3 separate regions of the Homo sapiens genome follow, and all the other regions are linked to region 1. The links are chromatin contacts, found by Hi-C or POLR2A ChIA-PET in ENCODE. All regions are on one chromosome and are shown on one strand. Each heading gives the region's core, a stretch centred on a gene start or an enhancer-like site at or near the end of the contact. The rest is flanking DNA. Distances are from core to core; before and after follow the strand shown.

Evidence for each region. Hi-C counts contacts between places; a loop is a spot of excess contacts on that map. ChIA-PET counts read pairs that join two places held with the same protein, here RNA polymerase II (POLR2A). Pooled maps may share reads with other maps.
Region 2: a pooled map shows a loop between it and region 1 (5-fold over the local background). The contact joins two enhancer-like sites. A Hi-C loop is called at or near these places in 1 of 168 maps with a recorded cell type or tissue (naive thymus-derived CD4-positive, alpha-beta T cell) and 8 of 50 pooled maps. POLR2A ChIA-PET finds 5 or more read pairs at or near these places in 7 of 52 experiments (A549, BJ, CD4-positive, alpha-beta memory T cell and 4 more).
Region 3: a map of DLD1 shows a loop between it and region 1 (3-fold over the local background). The contact joins two enhancer-like sites. A Hi-C loop is called at or near these places in 3 of 168 maps with a recorded cell type or tissue (DLD1, endothelial cell of hepatic sinusoid and heart left ventricle), 1 of 37 single-sample maps with no recorded cell type and 9 of 50 pooled maps. POLR2A ChIA-PET finds 5 or more read pairs at or near these places in 9 of 52 experiments (AG04449, BJ, GM12878 and 6 more).

The regions. Positions count from the first base shown.
Region 1 is chr12:108,830,976-108,835,245 of GRCh38, reverse strand. The region is part of intron 2 of SSH1 (slingshot protein phosphatase 1); the gene reads left to right. Among named protein-coding and RNA genes, the nearest start is that of MIR619, 3.9 kb to the left of the region's middle. RefSeq lists an enhancer at 3,454-3,563. Within about 2 kb of position 2,250, at least 26 of the 41 ENCODE cell types and tissues checked have a DNase peak (open chromatin) inside an H3K27ac peak, as active enhancers do; they include GM12878 and heart left ventricle, where a contact is called at or near this core.
Region 2 is chr12:108,614,584-108,618,853 of GRCh38, reverse strand. No RefSeq gene overlaps it. Among named protein-coding and RNA genes, the nearest start is that of SELPLG, 17 kb to the left of the region's middle. RefSeq lists enhancers at 473-522, 1,103-1,562. Within about 2 kb of position 1,738, at least 14 of the 41 ENCODE cell types and tissues checked have a DNase peak (open chromatin) inside an H3K27ac peak, as active enhancers do.
Region 3 is chr12:108,662,730-108,666,999 of GRCh38, reverse strand. The region is part of intron 3 of CORO1C (coronin 1C); the gene reads left to right. Among named protein-coding and RNA genes, the nearest start is that of MIR4496, 29 kb to the right of the region's middle. RefSeq lists an enhancer at 2,228-2,297. Within about 2 kb of position 2,524, at least 24 of the 41 ENCODE cell types and tissues checked have a DNase peak (open chromatin) inside an H3K27ac peak, as active enhancers do; they include GM12878 and heart left ventricle, where a contact is called at or near this core.

The DNA of each region.
Region 1 (4,270 bases), core at 1,001-3,500:
GGGGAATAAATGAGTTAACATACCTGATGTGCTTAGCATAGCGCTCAACGAAGATGTTATTGGTGTTACATTTATTGATGTCCACTGTTTTCTGGGCACTGAGAGGGATCCTGAGACAGAGAAGTCATAGGCCTAGCTCTCCAGACACTCAAGGTGATGTGGGGAACTTAGCTGCTGTTGTGTTATTTGAAGCACTCAGTTGTCAGGAAGACCTGACCTGACCTCCAGGTGGCTTTAACTCGCACGTGGCATGATGCTGTGAGTCTTATTTGCCAGGTTCAACCTGTGTGTGGGGAGTGCCCAGTGTGCCCAGGGCACAGAGATGACCAGGGTGAGTTACTCCTGGAATACTGACTTCAGAGAAGAGCACAGCTTGGCCAGTGTATCTACCAGCACTTACTTTCAATCTACTGTATGTCAAGCACAGAGGGAGATTTAAAAAGCATGTGCATCCTGGCCCTCACATCCCATTGTGAAGTTAAAATATACTGGCAGGAAGATGGCTTCACCACTAGTTAGTAAATAAGTGGGTCAGGGAACACGATTTGGAAATGAGGGAACTTGGGTTCCTAGGTTCCTATCACTAAGGGTGGTCTTTCCTTCAGTATCCAAGGGGATTGGTTTCAGGACCCCCGCCTTTGCCGAGGATAACAAAATCCATGGATGCTTAAGCACCCGCAGAACCCACTAATTCAAAGAGTTCAGCATCCCTCAAATACTGTATTTTCTGTCTGTAGTTGGTTGAATCCACTGATGAGGAACCCGCGGATACAGAGGACCGACTGTATGTGACCTTGAGCAAGTGACTTAACCCTTAAGCCTCAGTGTCCTCACCTGCACAGTAAGAGGAGGTGCTAGAAGATGTTGAAAGGGAGGAGCTATAGCTCACAGCGAGGGCCACAAGAGAAAGCTTCCTGGAGAAGGCATAAACACTGGAAGACAGGCATGACGTCGGGAGGCAGATGGGAGGAAGGACACCATGAGCCGAGAACCACAGTAGGCTTTATGGGGACAGTGCTATAGCTGGGGATAGAACAGAGAATGCGAAGCATGGAGAACAGGGGGAATAGTGCGAGAGGTAATACAAGAATGGTTTTTTATTCTGAAATACTGTTTTCTAACTATATTCTAAGCCCCTAAGGTCAGGACATAGCAGATGAATGAAATTTAGGTTAACGACATACAATGGCTAATTGTGGCAACCCATAGAGAGTTAGCACAAGAAGTTTGGACTCTAATCAATAGATGATGTCACATGGCTAAAAGTTCTGGGGCTGGGAAAGAATGTCATGAGAGCAATGGTTAGCGGCTGTGCAGAGTGGGCGAGAGGCCAGGGAGGCGCTTGTCCTGATTCTTCTCACCAGGCCAAAAGCTTCCGGAGCTCTGCTGTCCTATACCACAGCTGATAGCCTCATGTAGCTAATTAAACTTAAATTTAAATTAACTAAAATGAAATAAAATGACAAACCCAGTTTCTTGGTCACACTTACTGCATCTTAAGTGTTCAGTCAACACATCTGGCCAGTGGCTCCCATACTAGACAGAGAGTGGGTAGAGAATACAACAGCCCTGGCCTTCAGGGACATTCAGAGAATGCAGCACAGAGCCGGGTGCACCGTGGGGCTGCTTGGATGTCGCCTGGCTCACGGGGGTGAGGAGGGCCAGAACTGGGTGGTGCCTGAGAGACCTGAAAGGAGGGGCCTCTGACAAAGTTAGGACTCGGTGACAAATGACTGTGGTATGGGGCTGCATACCATAGACAGGGCTGAGAACCTGGGACAGTCGGGATAATCTCTTCTCGGAATTTTTGAGCTGTCTCAGAAACATTTCCTTCATGTGCCTGTTATTTCTGGCGTGTTTGGCTGTCTTTGCTGCCATAGCATTTCCCGCACAGTGCAGCCTTTATACCTTCTGCCCTCGTGAAGGGGCTTAGATCCTGGTAGAGCAGATGATGCTTGGAGGAAGATGCATTAGCTCCAGCTTCCATGGGGCCTGAGGGCTCTTGGGGTCATCAGGGAACTATCTTAAAATTTGCTAAACCAAGCCAAGACACATCACTTGCTGTCTTATTTAGGGAGAAAAAAAAAAAAAAGCTTGCTTTTGCGAGCTCGCTGGTCAGTTCAGCTGCTTGCCGCTACCCGTTGGTTTGAAGGAGAGCTGTGTAGCTGGCTCAGAGAATGTCTCTTACTGTCTGAAATACTTTTGGACATTCCTTCTCTCTGAGAGAAGCCTACGCCTTCTAGCCAAACAATACATGTTCCAGCAGCAAAGATATTTGTAATGAGCCCTGCCAGCATTCCTTGTCTGTGACCCCTTTCCCTAAGTATAACGCTCTGCAGAGCTGGAATTTTTCTATGCTCAGCATTATGTGTTTAGGGGGGTACAATTTGGGAGCTCCGGTTGACAGGTGTGTCCCTAAAGTTACTTGTTTTCTTAGGCTCTGAAGAGTGACATTTGGAACGAGGCCCTGCCATGTTGCACTGCAAGGCCCACAGTGAAGAAGAACGAGACCTTGGCCCAACTCAGGGTCTTTGTGACTTTTAAACACGAGTTCCAAATGAGGGAAGAACCTGTGGGAGAACCATGGAAAGAATTTTCCATCCGACCTGCAGTCTTTAGCTAATCTCTCTCCAAATGGTGAATTTTCGATCTCCTTTACATCTTTATCAACTTCACTTTGCTAGGCCTGGGGTTCTGAATCCATCCAGAGCCTCACTGAGAGTGGTTTTGAGGTCAGTTGATTAGCTTTCCACGTTGCTGCTATTGCTGCAGGTCAGATGGTGCTGCTTTCTGACCTATGGATTCTTCAGGAAGAGCACCGAACTTTTTCAGCCCCATTCTACCTCTTATTAGCCAGATGACCACAGACAAGTCATTTATCTTCTCCCAGTCTTGGTGGTTTCATTTTCTTTTCTTTCTTTTCTTTTCTTTTGGGAGGCGGGGGTGGGTGGGACAGAGTCTCCCTCTGTCTCCCAGGCTGGAGTGCAGCGGTACAATCTTGGCTCACTGCAACCTCTGCCTCCCGGGCTCAAGTGATTCTCCCACTTCAGCCTCCCAAATACCCGGGACTGCAGGTGCACGCCACCACACCCAGCTAATTTTTGTATTTTTTGTAGAGGCAGGATTTTGCCATGTTGCCCAGGCTGGGGTTGTTTCATCAGGGGAATGGGATTGTAAAAATTAAGTGGAAAAATGTAGGGACAAACTCTCTATAACTAGAAAGCTATTATTTACATATTTAAAACAATATATGTTGATAGTATACCAGGCATTCAGGTGCTGAGAATTTGTGATGTTGACAGTGCGATGTCTCAACCACAAGCATGAGGTTTGTTTCTTAGGTTTGCACATTCTGAAACTTGAATTTGTGAGTTCACTCAGGGATGATCAAGTTCTAAGAAACCAATTTACGCTAACCAAACTTATAAGGAACTGATATATAAAGCACAATTTGTAAATTGAGGTTTATGAACCCACAGGGGGGCCTTTTATGACAGAGGCCAAATCCTCCTGGGTTCACAATAAGGTACATGTAGCATAATCATCTTACTCTCCTGCCCCTTATGCCTCTCTGTTTACTGATCCTTCAGGGCCTCGCAGGCTTCATTTCTTCCAGGGAGGCCTCCCTGAACCCCTGTGTGTACGTGCATCTGCACCTTCCACCTCCTTCCACCGTGGAACTTGCTGCCTTATATCGAAGTTACTGTCCTGTGCCTGCCTGGCCCTCCAGTGTCACTCCAGACCAGGTGTGGAGTGGTCTGTGGCATGGGTGGAAACCGGGTCTGTTTCACTTCTAAATTCTCAGGCCTTAGCACTGACCGGACACAATAGACACTCAGCAAATACTTGTTGATCGAAACCGAATTAACAGAGCCTCCTTTTTGGAATGCTCGTTGGCACCCATCTTTCTATGCTGACAGCATTACATTAGTTCCTTTTTCTCCTAGAATTACCATCAAGTTCGCTGGACAATTGACAGTCCCCTCAGTAATCACCATGCAGAGTGGGGTACCATTGAGGGTTAGTTCTATCCAGGGAAAAGTGATTCCGTTTGTCTCAGCCTGTCCCATCAATCTGGGACCCTTTACAGGGCCTCTTCTTCAGGCTCATATTCTCTACTTTTTTTTCGAGATACAGCATCAGAAATCCTAAATTTGTACTATTTAACTCCCTGTTTCCTTAGGCATAAATTAGTGTAATAATGCCTGTCTGGTCTTCCACACGGTTTTGTGAAGATCAGATGAGTTGACATTCACCAGAATGCTTTGTC
Region 2 (4,270 bases), core at 489-2,988, 220 kb after region 1:
GGAAAGAGACAAGGGAAAGGTAGGAAAGAGCCGTCAGGGGGAAAGGCCATGGGACAGCATCGGGGAGGAGTGGGGAGAGGGCCCACACATATTGGAAATGCAGTGTCTGTCTCCTCCCCTGAACTTCTGGAAGGATCAAATCTGATACACACAGGCAGGTGTGTTCAAAGTGTCCTGGGGGTGCTGATGGAAGAAGGTGGGAGTGTCTGCCATGGGCTGGGTCAGTTAACACCCGGGGTCGGCAGGCTGATGGGTCAGGAGAGACTGAGTCTACCTCCCCTTTGGGAGGGATCAGAAAAATCAGAGAAGGGGAGCTGAAGGCTCCACAGCAGGGGGCTGTGGACTCAGGCTGAAGGACCTCTGAGTTGTTCCCCAGGGATCTTGTCACCTCGTCTTCCTGGGAGCTTTCCCCTATTTCCTGACAGCTCCTGAGGATGCTGTGTAACCACAGATTTCCATTTGCGTTGGAAGAGGGCCACCTTCCCTTTACAGTTTTCTCTCTCTCCAAGGTGTGGGATTTCATTCAGGGTGGGCGAAGCCGGGTGCTTGAAGCGGCCACCAGGGGGCGCCCGCCGCCAGCTCTTAGAGCAGGTGGAAGCCTGCGTTTCCCTTGGGCCAGACTTGGAGATCATTTAGCCAGGAAGGAGCCCCAAAGCCAGTGGCGTGCTGTTAAGTGTTTAACAACTGGCTTCCAATGGGAAAAAGTCCTGATTTGTAGCATTTGCCAATGTCTTCCATGTAAATACTCCCACAGCCGATTTTGAGCTACCAACCATTATATAGTTGATGATACAATAGGTGTTAGTAACAAGGGCATCGATCATCGGATAATGTAGTACAATTATTAGGAATTGGTGAGTTTTGAGTACTGATGACCTTGGCTTTTAATATAATAGAATTTAATTTATTAAACAACTGACACAAAATTCTGAAAATTTTGTTGATTAGCTCTCACGGGCAGATATAGTCTGGCTCCTGCACACCCCTGTGCCCTCCCCTCCTGCCTGGGCCTCCCATGCCCTTGAGGACCACCAGCCTGAATCACCCCACTCATCCATTCAGCAAACACATCCTGAACACACACACAGCTGCAATATCCCCGTGAATCCCCTCAAACAGCTCTCACAGACGGTTCTAGTATTCTCCCCATTTTACAGAAGATGAAACTGAGGATGAGAGCTAGGTGAAGTCACCTGCCCCAGGTCATGAAGAGGATCTGAGATTGGAACCCAGACCTGAAAGCCAGGATCTTACCACTGTGTCACGCTGTCCTTGAGATCACAGCGGGGTTCTGGGGGAATCCCACGCCCCAAAACCTCAGCCCTGCTGACCTGCCCTGGGGCCTGGAAGTCCCCCATTAGTCACCCTCTGTGGCTCCTGGCTGCTGAGGGAAGGCGCTGTTCCTTGGGAGGGTAACCGAGTACAGCGCAGCCCTCTCATTGCAGAGAACACAACACAGCAGAGCTGGGGCCTAGGACTAAGAGGGATGGCCGGGGGCAAGCAGCTGGCCTTTACTGAGCACTTACTGCATACCTAGTGCCTTGTCAAACAGTTTGTCTGCATTATCTCATTTAGGACTCAACCTCATAATGTGGGTGCAATGATTGTTCCATTTTCTTGCCAGGGAAACCGAGGTTCAGAAAGCTGAACCACTTGCTCCAGCCGGTTGCACGGTTAGGAAACCACACTGTGCTGACTTCAGCTCTGCCAGCAGGGAAGGAAGGAGGGTAGACAGGAAATGGGGGGCGGGGGATGATGGGCTCAGTTTGTTCCAGGTCCCTTGTCTCTTACAGGCTGGGGCTGCCACCCTGGGGGTGGTTCATCCAGCAGCTGATCTGGCAGGGGCTCCCCAAATTCTTTCCCCAGATCCCATCCCTCTTTGCCACTCAACCAAGCCACCGATTACTATGGAATGTGCCAGGCACTGTGAGAGGCCCTGGGATGCCATGTGAGTAGGACAGGCCTGTAATCCCAGAACTGTGGAAGGCCAAGGTGGGCGGATAACTTGAGGCCAGGAGTTCGAGACCCCTTTGGGGCTCATGGTCTAGAGGGGGACAGATTGATCAAATAATCACCCAGGAAAAGATCAGATTATGTCAGATTATGGCTGGGCCCTGAGCCCAGAGGAGAGATGCTGGGAGCAATGGGGCCAGAGCTGGGGGGCATGGGTCAGGAAAATCATGGTTGAAACTTGAAGGACACAGAGTTATTGACTTGGGAGGGAAGGGATAGAGGGAAGAAAGTTCCAGGCAGTGGGAGCATCATGGGCACAGGAGTTTGCACTAGGGGAGCAGACAAGGTGGGGGCAGCTGGAAGGAGCCAGGGTGGCCGCATGGAGGAGGAAGAGGCTGTGTGAGGATGAGGAGAACCTGGACTAGAGCAGGGTGCAAAGAAGTTGTGGAATCGAGAGGTAATTGGGAAGAAAAGGGTAGGAGTTGCTGATGGGTTGGAAGTGAGGAAAAAGGAGGTTGAAATCTCAGGTTTCTGACTTGGGCAGCTATCCTGATGAGGGTGCCACGGGGTGGCTGGGAAAGCCATGGAAGGAGGTTGCAGGGCTGGTGGTAAGAGGAGTGTCCTGAGCTGGGGTTCAGCCAAGTTGGGTCTCAGGGCCTGCTCAACCTCCAGGTGGAGGTTCCAGGAAAGCTGTTGCAAAAGATGCTTGAGGTCATTAGCCATCAGGGAAATGCAAATTAAAGCCACAGTCAGATGCCACTTCACACCCTCCAGCAGGACTAGAATTAGAAAGACTGACAACACCCAGTGCTGGTGAGGATGTGGAGAAGCTAGAACACTCACATGTTGCTGGTGGGAATGCAAAATGATACAGCCACTTTGGAAACCAGTTGGGCAGTTTCTTATAAAGTTAGACGTGTACTCACCATGTACTCCCCATCCAAGCCAGAAATCCCATTCTTAGGTATCTCCCCAAGAGAATGAAAACAGATGTTCATACAAAGACTGCTACAAATGTGTACAGCAGCTTTGTTCATAAGATCCCCAAACTGAAAACAACCCAAATATCCATCAGCTGGTGAATGGATAAATAAACTGTGGTCCATCTGTGCAAGGAAATATTACTCTGAATAAACAGGAGTGAGGCACTGATTCTCATGCCAACATGGATGAATCTCAAAGACACCATGCTGACTGAAAGAAGCTAGACACAAAAGGCTATATATTTTTTTCTTTTTAGAGACAGGGTCCCACTCTGTCACCCAGGCTGGAGTGCAGTGGCGCCATCATAACTCACTGCAGCCTTGACCTACCAAGCTCCAGCGATCCTCCTGCCTCAGCTTCCTGAGTAGCTAAGACTGCAGGTGTGCACCACCATGCCAGGCTAATTACTTATTTTTTTGTAGAGATGGGGGTCTTGCTATGTTGCCCAACCCAGGCTGGTCTCAAACTCCTGGCTCAACTGATCCTCCTGCCTCGGCCTCCCAAAGTGTTGGGGTTACAGGCGTGAGCCACAGTGACATACAATCTGGCTGGGCTGTATGTTGTGTGATTCCAATGATAAGAAGTTCTGGAAAAGATCAGTGGTTACTCTTGGGGGTGGGAAATGATTAGCAGCGGCTTGCAGGAACCCTCTGGTATGATGGAAACATGTTTTATTTTGGTCTGGTTGGTTGTCATACGGGTGTCTGCATTTGCCAAAACTCACTGAACTGCATTTTTACAATTGGTGCTTTTTACTGTGTGTAAAATATACCCCAAGAAGCAAGCAAACCAATAAGCAAGCAGGCAAGCAGGTGAATTCACAAGGCTGTGTGAACCCAGAGGTCGGCCAAGGCATGTGTGAGAGCAGGGGGCCTTGGGCATGCTCCTTGGAGCTCCCACAGCTGCTGTCCCTGCCCCTCCCAGGGACTGGGTGACGGGGAGGCCCAAGGAAGCCACATCTTTTGAGGTCCCCTGTGAATGTCCTTACCTTCTGCGGCTGTTCCCCTGCTCAGAGACTATCAATGGCTCCCCAGTGCCCAAGTCCACAAGAAGTTTCCAGCTTCCTCACTCGCTGCCCACTCACCTATATGTCTGCCTGTCTGGGCAAACCGGCCCTCTCACTCCTCCTCACCCATGCCCCACGGCTCCTGCCCTCTCTGCCTTTTGTTTCCACTTTTAGGGCTCAGCTCCCCCAGGCCCTGGAGATCTTTTTGGATCCAGCCATGTCTCTGGGCTCCTCCTTTGCTCACCCCCATCACCCTACTTGCTGCGGGGCAGTATTTCACCCCGTCTTTGCCCCAGTCCTGGGCACAGAGACCAGCTTGGTTGGCCA
Region 3 (4,270 bases), core at 1,275-3,774, 170 kb after region 1:
CTATTTTACAACTTAGGAAACAGGCTCAGAGAGTGGCAGTTTTGTTAAGGGTCACACAGCTGATAAAAGGCTCAGCCAGACCCAGATCTGTCTAGCTCCAAAGAAAGCCCCATGCTCTTCTCCCTAGTTGCAGTATTTCCTATTAGGGTGGTGCTTTGGGGCATGCAAAATGTTTGAGCTCATTTAACCCTTCTAATAACCCCTGAGTAAGCACAGCTGTCCCCAGTATTAAGGAAATTCAGGCTCCCAGAAGTGAAATCCCTTCTTAATGCTAACATGACCAATTAGTGTCCCAGCTCTGACAGGAGCCTGTGTCTTCTGACACCCAGGCCAGCATCCCATATTACACACAAGAGGACCAAACATGTACCAAGTGGTGCTTCTGTTTGTTGTTGTCCCTGAGCTGCAGGAACATCAGTCCAAACCGAGCAGGCCATCACCCAGAGTAGCAGACAACCCTGAAGAGGGCAGAGAGCCACATAATGACAGGCCTGTGAGCATGGCCTTTGGGTGCCAGCCAGAGCATGTGTATGCTGAGTGTGGAAAGACCTACAGACCGCCCCCAACCCCCAAGCTCTTTCCACAGTCCACCGTAGAGAACACCACCCCCTCTTTACCAGTGGACACAAGAATTCTGTTGTCTTCTTATTTCATTTCAGAGACTTTTTCACTCACTTTCTTCTCGCATTGCAGTCCTTGTGCTTATAGTATTAGCTTTTTCACTCTGGTGCTTTTTCCCTAGCAGCTCCTGAGCCAGCTTCTTTATGGCATTGTTTAAATGCTGCATGCACTTTTTAGAAAATTGCTCTACACATCTGCGTGTTTTATTTTGAGACTGGATATTCAATTTCTCCTCATATTCTGCTCTACTTTCACCTAAGTCTTGTTCATCCTTAGAGGTCACCTCCTCAGGGAGCCCTCCTGGGTGGACCAAGCTTGGTTAGCAGGAAGCTAATTTCGTAGTAGTGCGGTCGGCTTATGCCAGCATAGCATTGGTTGCACTGTGCAATAATACCAACTAACACTCAGTGTCTGCCTTATGCCAGGCATTCTTCTAAATGTGTCAGTTTCATGTTACCATGTTAGTCTTCAAACCGCCTCACAGAAGGCAGGTTCAATATTAAGTCCTGGAAAGGTTAGGTGAATGTCCTCAAGGTCACACCACTATGTGACTGAATCAGGAATTCAGTCACATCAGTCTGGCCAGAGCCCATAATCTCAGCCCTGCTGTGTACTGTCTCTGCATTCTGGAGGCACTATGTGTGTGTCTGGCTCTGTGCTGAGGGTTAATTAATTCCTTAATTCTCTTAGCACACCTCGCAGGCATAGGTACTAATGTTTTCTCTATGCAGTGATGTTTGCCAGGATCATCACAGGTAGTGGCCCAGGCAGGATTTGAACCAGACTCTGCCTGACTCTGGTGCTCACTCTCTAACTGTCTGTATCACACCACTTGGATTTGTTGTCTTTGATTTTCAGTCTGATAGAAGTCTCTGCTTTCTGTTAGACCATCAACTTCTCAAGAGCAGGGCCTGTATTTAGTTACCCAGTACTAGATGGGTTACAATACAATTTATTGTAACTCAATAAATGTGTTACAAGAAAGAGTTAACCAAGGTAGTAAAATGGCTTAGGTGCTTGTCTTATGTGAATAAACCCAGCTGAGGGAACCGTTAAACCAGCTGGAGGTGAGGTAAAGAAGGAACACACAGAGTTTCCTTATTTTAAAAATTAATAAATGTTGCTTCATCATTAAAATTTTCTTTTAATCCAGGAAAAGATGATGGGGAGAAGCTAGAGAAAGGAAAAGGTTAAGTCCCCATTATGAGCTCTGCTTCTGCCCTCATATTTTAAGGTTGGAAATGCTGATTATAAACAAAGTCTCCCATCACTCCACGTCTCATTAGTGATTTGGAAAATGCACTAGCTGTGCTCAGAGTGAGACACAGAGGCGTTTTCAGTCCTTGCAAGGAAACCCAGCAGGCCATGGTTGGGGTGCCATCTGGAGATTGAAGGTGGTATTACCACTCTGTCAGTTCTAAGTGGGGTCACAGTGCATCTTGCAAAATGCTTTTCCTGTTGAGTCACTGAAGTCCCATTTCATAATTGTTTTTCTGTCGACTTCATGCTTTGATCAAATTAGTAGTCACTGTTTTCTGTTTGTTCTGTTCAAAATGTCAGTCCTGCTTTATATTCAGATAGTCAAGTTCAATGTGGAGTTGTTTCACTAATCATAAATTCTTGAATAAAAATAGTGCATGTCAGGATGAAAGCTAACATGCAGTAATGGAGGAGAGCAGATGCCCATGTTCTCCGCAGGGGAAAGAGGCCTGGGTCAAGGTCTCTTCCGCAGAGGGAGGGAGAGGGCAGGGTAGGTCTTCCTTTTCCTTCTATGCTTGTTCACACCTGCCTTGCTTAAAATTTGGCTCTGGGGAAATTAGGTGATGTTCTAAGCTTGGGCCCTCAAAATGCAGGTTTATTTTTGTTATGATTTGCATAAGGGGTTATATTTAGCCTGGGCAGAATTTAGCTGTAAAAATGAACAAATCACTCAACTCATGACTTTTTCCCACTCTTCAGAATGGCAAACTTTTTGTTCTCATTTTTTGCAGGACAGTAGAACTGAGCTGAACCCTAAACACTCATCCAGTCTAGATCTCTGCCTTCCACTAAGCAATTGAAAACAGACAATTGTTTGTCTCCTTCTTTAAAGTTCCCACAAAGGAAAATTCTTTTTCTCACGTGTTCTAGTGTTGAACATGATTTTTCATTGACAAGTTCTTAAATTTTTCATGAGCTAGTTCCTCAAAATCATTTTCTGATGGTAAATTTACTTGTTTTAATCTTCATGTAGAAGATAATGATTTTAAACTTTAGCTTTTTCATAAACTTAAATATTATTTAATATCTGGTCTTCGGTAGGGTTCTTGATGCTACTCAGCTTACCTGTAACTCAGCCCTTTTCTTAGAGGTTGTTTGTTTCTTAACCTTTTGAAACCTTTGTTGTTCATTGTTAAACATAAAGTCTTTCATTCCTTCCACTCATACTTTCCCTGTCCCTTTCTCCCCCTGTGCCCAGGCATGTCCCCAATTAAGATGTGGTGAGTCTTCTGCATGTCTTCACTAGTCAAGAGGATTTTCTTAAATAACAAGTTTTATTGAGATATAATTCACATAGAATTCACTCATTTAAAATGTACAATTCACTGAGTTTTAGAATATTCACAACCATCACCACAGACAATTATAGAAAATTTTCATCACCTCATATAGAAACCCAAATCCTTTAGCTATCACCCCTCCACCTGCCTCCCTCCACTCTCCCCAACACTAAGCAACCACTATTCTACTTTCTGTCTTTACGGATTTGCCTATTCTGGACATTTCACATACATGGAATCCTGCAATATGCGGTCTTCTATGTCTGGCTTCTTTCACTTTGCATAATGTTTTTAGAGTTTGCTCATGTTGTAGCATGTATCAGTACTTCATTCTTTTTTATGGCCAAATAATATTCCAGTGTATGAATATGTCGCATTTTGTTCAGCCATTTATCGATAGATGGATATTTGGGTTGTTTCCACCTTTGGGCTATTACAAATAATGCTTCTATGAACATTCTTGTACAAGTTTTTGCATAGACACATAGTTTCCATCCTCTTGGGTATATCCCTAGGAGTGGAATTACCGGATCATATGATAACTCTGTTTAATCATTTAAGGAACTGCCAGGCTGTTTTCCAAGGTCTGCCACCAAATGGTGGCTATACCATTTTACATTTTCACCAGCCATGTGTGCAGGCTCTGATTTTTTCACATGCTTGTGAACACTTGTTATCTGTCTTTTTGATTCTAGCCATCCTAATGGGCATGAAGAGAGAGCTTGTGGTTTTGATTTGCATTTCTGTAATTACTAATAATGCCAAACATCTTTTCATGTGCTTTTTCGCCATTTATATGTCTTCCTTGAAATGTCTATTTAGATGACTGGCCTATTTTTCAATTGGGTTATTTGTCCTTTGGTTGAATTCTAAGAGTTCTTTCTATATTCAGGCTATGGGTCTCTTATCAAATGTATGATTTGTAAGTTATTTTCTCCCATTCTGCAGGTTGTTTTTTCACTTTCTTCATAGTGTCCTTTGAAGCACAAAAGCTTTTAATTTTGATGAGGTCTAATTCATTTTTTTCTTTTGTAATATTTTCTATAATACATGTTATAAAAATATTAAGTGTATTTTTGTTTTCCAAGTGTAAAATTATAGAAAATATG